Regions from separate parts of the Homo sapiens genome. Here region 1 is linked to region 2. Evidence: read pairs that join two places in POLR2A ChIA-PET (ENCODE). Cell type or tissue: GM12878. All regions are shown on one strand. Links, peaks and the distances in the headings refer to the core of each region. The heading gives the core; the rest is flanking DNA. Region 1 has its middle 71 kb from the start of GTF3A. Region 2 has its middle 23 kb from the start of USP12-DT.

What was found. Peaks named below come from ENCODE experiments on the same cell type or tissue, not always from the same donor. Only the 100,000 strongest peaks of a DNase experiment are listed, where the experiment ranks them.
Region 1: POLR2A ChIA-PET joins it to region 2 with 5 read pairs; 2 of 35 experiments call an interaction of 5 or more read pairs at or near these places.

Annotation. Positions count from the first base shown.
Region 1 is chr13:27,351,713-27,354,626 of GRCh38, reverse strand. No RefSeq gene overlaps it. Among named protein-coding and RNA genes, the nearest start is that of GTF3A, 71 kb to the left of the region's middle. RefSeq lists an enhancer at 1,391-1,460. In GM12878, for the core only: no CTCF peak of the experiment used is centred there; a DNase peak (open chromatin) is centred at 1,246; H3K4me3 peaks cover 866 bases; H3K27ac peaks cover 302 bases.
Region 2 is chr13:27,193,734-27,196,647 of GRCh38, reverse strand. No RefSeq gene overlaps it. Among named protein-coding and RNA genes, the nearest start is that of USP12-DT, 23 kb to the right of the region's middle. RefSeq lists an enhancer at 636-1,835. In GM12878, for the core only: no CTCF peak of the experiment used is centred there; no DNase peak of the experiment used is centred there.

The sequences.
Region 1 (2,914 bases), core at 117-2,616, 160 kb before region 2:
AATGAACTAATTTACGTTCCCACCAGCAGGGTTCCCTTTCTCCACATCTTCACCAACATCTGTTGTTTTTTTACTTTTTAATAATAGCCATTCTGACTGGTGTAAGATGCTCTCTCATTGCATTTTATTCATTTTTATAACTCTAGGGCTGAGCATGGCATCTGACAGACTAAATGCTGCATGAATGTTGAGTCATGAATAGACAGGGGCTGGATGCAGGAAGGAACAAATCAAAGCATGAAGGAATGAATGAATGAATTTCATGGTGACAACTCCGAGGAGAGTGATATGAGGATGTTAGGGAAAAGGAGTGGAGAGCATAAGGGATACTCCTTTTCCCTATCTGCCCATCCTCAAAAAGTTGGAAAGTTCTTTGTGCTGGTTCTTTCTGGTGCCGGGGAGACGGCAGCAGTGAGTGGGCAGAATGCTTGCCTGGCTGTGGGGCGCAGCAGCCTGGAGGGCTGCTCTGAGCAGGACCAAGATCTGCCCATGCACCTTGATTCAACCGGCTCTTTTTATCAACCAGGGTCACAGGGCATGGGAGTCTCCTTCCTCTGGACTACTAATTTTTTTGTTTTAAGAGACAAATAGAAATCCCTCTTTGTACATGATATCCTCTGTGCTTCTTATATAAACCATTACTGAGACACTATGTCACTTTTATGGTTGTGTCTCTGTCTTGTCACACATCTGGACATTCTCTGTCAGTGATCCTGATCTGCATAGACTGAGGCTTTTGTTGTGTGTAACAGACACTGTTTGAGCGTGGGGAAATTGCAGTCAGGTCTGTACTATCTTCTTCTCTGAATAAGCAGAAAACAAAGGAGAAGAAAACTCCAGAATTGGATGTGGCCTTTACTAGCACAAACCCCTACTTGTTTCGCTGAATTGTTCCCCCGATTATCTAGCTTTAAAGTCTCCCCCTTTAGGAGAGACCAGACAGCAGAGGGGTCAAGTACTGCTATCCCTGCTCTGCTAATCATTGGCTGTGTGGCCTTGGGCAAGTTACTGAATCTGTCTGAGCTTCAGCCTTCGAATCTGTCAGATGAGGTACTTTTAGTAGCTACACAAAGACAGTGCATAAAGCGCTTAGCAGAGTGCTTCACAGCGCTCAGAGCCAGAGCTGTTCTTACCTCGTTTCTGAACCACCCTTTCTGGTGCCTGCGTCTGAACATTTGGTCTCTGTTCCACAGCTGAGATGAGGCTATCCTGGGTGCTGCAGACTAATGACTGAAAAGAACTGTGCCTTACAAAATCTCGGTCACCTCAGAACGAAACTGCTTATGCGGAACACAATGAGATCTTTAAGCAGACCTGCAAAGCAGTTTCTCTTTTAGTATAATCAAACGTGAGTCATGGTGTTTGAGATTCTCTTGCAGTGACTCCAGCTTTCCTCCCTCCAGCTGAAGGCCCCTCTAAGGGCACGAAAGACCTCTCTGCTGGGGTGGTGCCTCCCAAATCCACATCTTCCCATGAGAGACATCTCGTTCACCCCAGTCCTCCTAAATCCCACAAACCTGATGTGGGGTTTCAGGCAGCACCATATGAAGAAGAGTGGCGCCCGGTCCCAGATGCACACACAGCACCCCCAGACACATACAGCACCCCAGACGCACACACAGCACCCCCAGACACACACAGCACCCCAGACACACACACACAGCACCCCCAGACGCACACACAGCACCCCCAGACGCACACACAGCACGCCACTGGCTCGGGTGCATCGAGAACACTTGAGGCCTGAGGACTCTCCGTAAATATTTATTGAATGCATTGCACTGCAGGCACAGTCCTTGACTATAGCCCTCTCTGGAAAAATAGTAACGATTTCCCCAAACACTAAGTCCAAACACTAAATCAGCTTGTGTTTATCCTCCGTATTATTTTTTTTGTAAACCAAGACATGCTATGGTTTCCCTTTATGGCAGCTAAGGCTCAGCAATCCCATTACTTTGGATTTATTCCATTTGGCATAATCTTTTAAATTGGATTTTTGCCTCTTTGCCTCCTGATAACTCAGCCAAGCGTCAATTTTATTGCTTCTGTTTGTAATACCTGAAGCCTTGAGCTTATTACTCAACTCATTCCTTTGCCTCCCTGTTTCTATGCACAGGAGGAACCTGGCGCAGGCTTTTCCAGGCCTGAGAGTTGAAAGCTCTGTCTTGCTTTCTTTACTACAACGTTCTCTCCTTTGACTGAGACTTTGCCCAAAGGATGCAATGCCAGGGCAATGCCACAGCATCTGCTTTCACAAAACAAATGTCATGGACTGGGCAAGGCTGGGTTTCTGTTCCAGGGCGTGACCTCCATGGGTATGGCTGCCTCCATCACGGAGAGGCAGCCTGTGCGTGAGGCTCAGCTCCCCGCTCACCAGCCTTGCGACCAGGGCAAGCAACCCGAGCTTCTCAGACTTCAGTTCCTCATAGCAAATTGAGGGTGACAAAGGGCACCTACCTTGCAAGGTGGTTTTACAAATTAGAGATAATTGCCAGGCACAGTGGCTCATGCCTATAATTCCAACACTTTGGGAGGCCAAGGCAGGATGATCACTTGAGGTCAGGAGTTTGAGACCAGCCTGGGCAACATAGAGAGACCCTGTATCTACAAAAACTATAAAAAATTAGCCCTACATGGTGGCTTTTGCCCCTAGTCCCAGCTACTTCGGAGGCTGAGGTGGGAGGATTGATTGAGCCCAGGAGGTGGGGGCTGAAATGAGTTCAATGAGTTGTGGTTATGCCACTGCACTCTAGCCTGGGAGAGACAGAGCAATACCCTGTCTCAAAAAAAAAAGAAAGAGAAGGAGGGAAGGAAGAAAAGAAGGAAGGAAGGAAGGAAGGAAGGAAGGAAGGAAGGAAGGAAGGAAGGAAGGAAAAGAAAGAGAGAGAGAAAGAAAGAAACAAAGAAATCAGAT
Region 2 (2,914 bases), core at 309-2,808:
ATATGACATGATTTTGAGCTATGTATTGAATTTGGAAAAATATTCCATTAAATCATGGCAGATTTAATAACATAGAATATGTTCCCTTTTCTATGGGTTTAGTCATATTACTCGTTTCTGCAGTGCACCTATATACAAAACACAAAAGAATCATAGTTAACAGAATGAAGAGGTAAGGACAGTGGCAGAATTGAATAGAAATCAGGGAAGGAGAAGCGAGGTGGGAAGCCCTGTAGATGCCACATGTCCTCATCTTACAGAGTGGCTCTCAGGAGGGCTGAAAAGGGAGAGTGGTTACCCCTGGGGAGTGGGAGAGGAGCAGGCGCTGGGGGAGAGGAGGAAGGAGAGCTCTACTGCAGCCCCTGGCTTCTACAGGCTCCTGGCTTTGGTCTCTAGAGAAGCCAGATTCTCAACTACCACTGCCTGTTTGAGACCCACGGCCCCTGGTCCTAGTTTCTGCCTCATTCAGCTCTCTCTTGTTTCTGGTCCATGTAAATAATTGTCTTGTTTCTGAGCCATGCTATATCTTTTTTGGTTTTCTCTTTGTGTATTAGTTTGACATTGTTGAATGTGTGCAGCAGATGGCATGCATCTTATGGGGCCACCTTGACTGGAAAGCCATTATATTCCTTTTATAATTTAAAAAATGAGATCTTAAAATGCAGAAAGGGCATTCCTTTCTACTGGTAGGATCTCTTCTGCCACATACTGATATTGTTTAGTTATTATTTTCTGTACATCTGCAAAACCAGAGTGTATCTTTCAAATCAATATAGGATCTCTTTTCTGAACTCCAACACATGGTTATTCCATGAGGGAAACTGAGGCACAGAGAAGGAAATCATAGGAGTTCTGGTCGTTCACCCTCCCTCCACCTGTGAATGCCCCTCCCTCCCCGCAAACTCTCAAGCTTTGCTTTAGTGAAGAGCACATTCAAATACCACGGTGGTCAGAGATGCCAATGTATAATCCCCACGTGCTATATGTTTATACCATCTCCTGTATTTTGACAAGCATCCCCTTCAGCACATTTGTCCTTTCAGGTATCTTTAAGTCACTCCTGCTCCCGTTTCCTTCCGTTCAACCCCTAGTGGAGATGACCATACTCCTGGTCATCTTCCTCCTTCTTCTCCTGCTCCTACTCCCTCCTCCTCTGTGCAGAGACCTTTGTATAGCAAGGGATCATTATTTAGTCACCCTCTAGCCATCTCTTTCCCTGGCTGACTCATTCCTTAACAGTGCGTCCTAGGTCTTATTGTTTTGAGCTATTAGTCATCCTGGTGGCTTTTCTTTGAAATCTCCCCAAGTGCCTTCCCTTTCCTTTACGCTGTGGAGGTTGAATGGGACGCACACTCTGCCAAGCATTTCCAGGAGGGCTGAGGACATAATCTAGCTTATGATTCTATAAGACACAATAAGTAAACCATTGACAATTATACCCTAACAAATAAATAAACAAATAAGTCAATCTTGGGGCAGCCTTCCCTGTGTTTGAATATTTTCATTATGTTTCTTGCTCAGAGGCAGTTTGTTATCCACCCAGCTGGGGAATGGAATGCTCCTTTCCTCTCTAATATCCATTCTCTCCTTTGTTTGTGCTAGAACCCCCAGTTATTAGCTAGGCACACGCCCACCCAGAATAAAGACTATTTCCTAGCCTCCTGATTGCTAGACAAGACTATGAGACCAAATTTTGGCCAATGGGATGTTAATGGAAATGTTGGATGTAATAGCTGATAAATATTTTTATTTATTTCTTTATTTTGGAGACAGAATCTTGCTTTTACTGCTCAAGCTGGAGTGCAGTGGTGCCATCAAAGCTCACTGCAGCCTCAACCTCCTGGGATCAAGTGATCCTCCCGCCTCAGCCTCCTGAGTAGCTGGGACCACAGTTGTCAGCCATCATGCCCAACTAATTTTTAAAATTTTCGTAGACACAGAGTCTCCCTACATTGCCCATCCTGGTCTCAGTAACTCCCGGGCTCAATCAGTTCTCCTGCCTCAGCTTCCCAAAGTGCTGGAATTATAGGGGTGAGCCACAAAGGCCAGTCTGTGAAGTGTTTTTAAATGGTAAGGTGTAGGTTCATTTTTGCACCTTCCTCCTCCTCACTGCTTGGAAAAAGGAGATGAGATGGTAGGAGCCAAGCAGACTTCCAGGACCAGGAAGCCGACAGAGCAGGAGGGAGAAAGGAGCCTGAATCCAGGTGATTGTGCAATCTTGGGCTGCCTACTTTCCGGCTTATTTTATGTGTGAGAGAAACTAATTTCTGTATTTCTAAACTGCTGGGGTTTTTGTGTGTATGTGTCTGAGTGTGTGGGCATGGGGTGGGATGGTTATTTGTTTATTTCACGTAGCTAAACCTAATCCTAACTGATTCAATGGCCCTTAGAGAGTGTTTCTATTTTTTGCTTTGTTTTACTTGCACAGGCTATTATAGATTGAAAATGTCTAGCTGGTGGTAATTTACTTTCCTCTGTGTGTGACTAGCTCAGGTATACCAGATGCTTATTCTATACCCGGTACTTTTTATGTCTTGTCTCATTCAATCTTGACATAAACCTATGAAACTATTATTATTTCCATTTTAAATGAGCGTATACCAACACTCAGAGGTTAAGTAACATGTTCGAGGTCACAGAGATGGTAAATAGCAGACCCAGGATTTGCATCTGGGCGGCCTGGCTCCAGAGCCCCCTGTCTTGAGTGCCACACTGTGGAACTCTTTGAAAACTGACTCTATTCCCCAAGAACCTACCGAGAAGGTGTTAATAATAGAACCTCTCTTGAGTCCCTGCTATGTGCAGGTACTGCATTGTACAGAAAGCAGATTCTAGAAAGGCTGCCCAGTCCTGAGTGTAGGGAGAGTGACGTCGGTGAAGTGGCGAAGGGCTTGAATCGTGCTGCAGCCTTGCC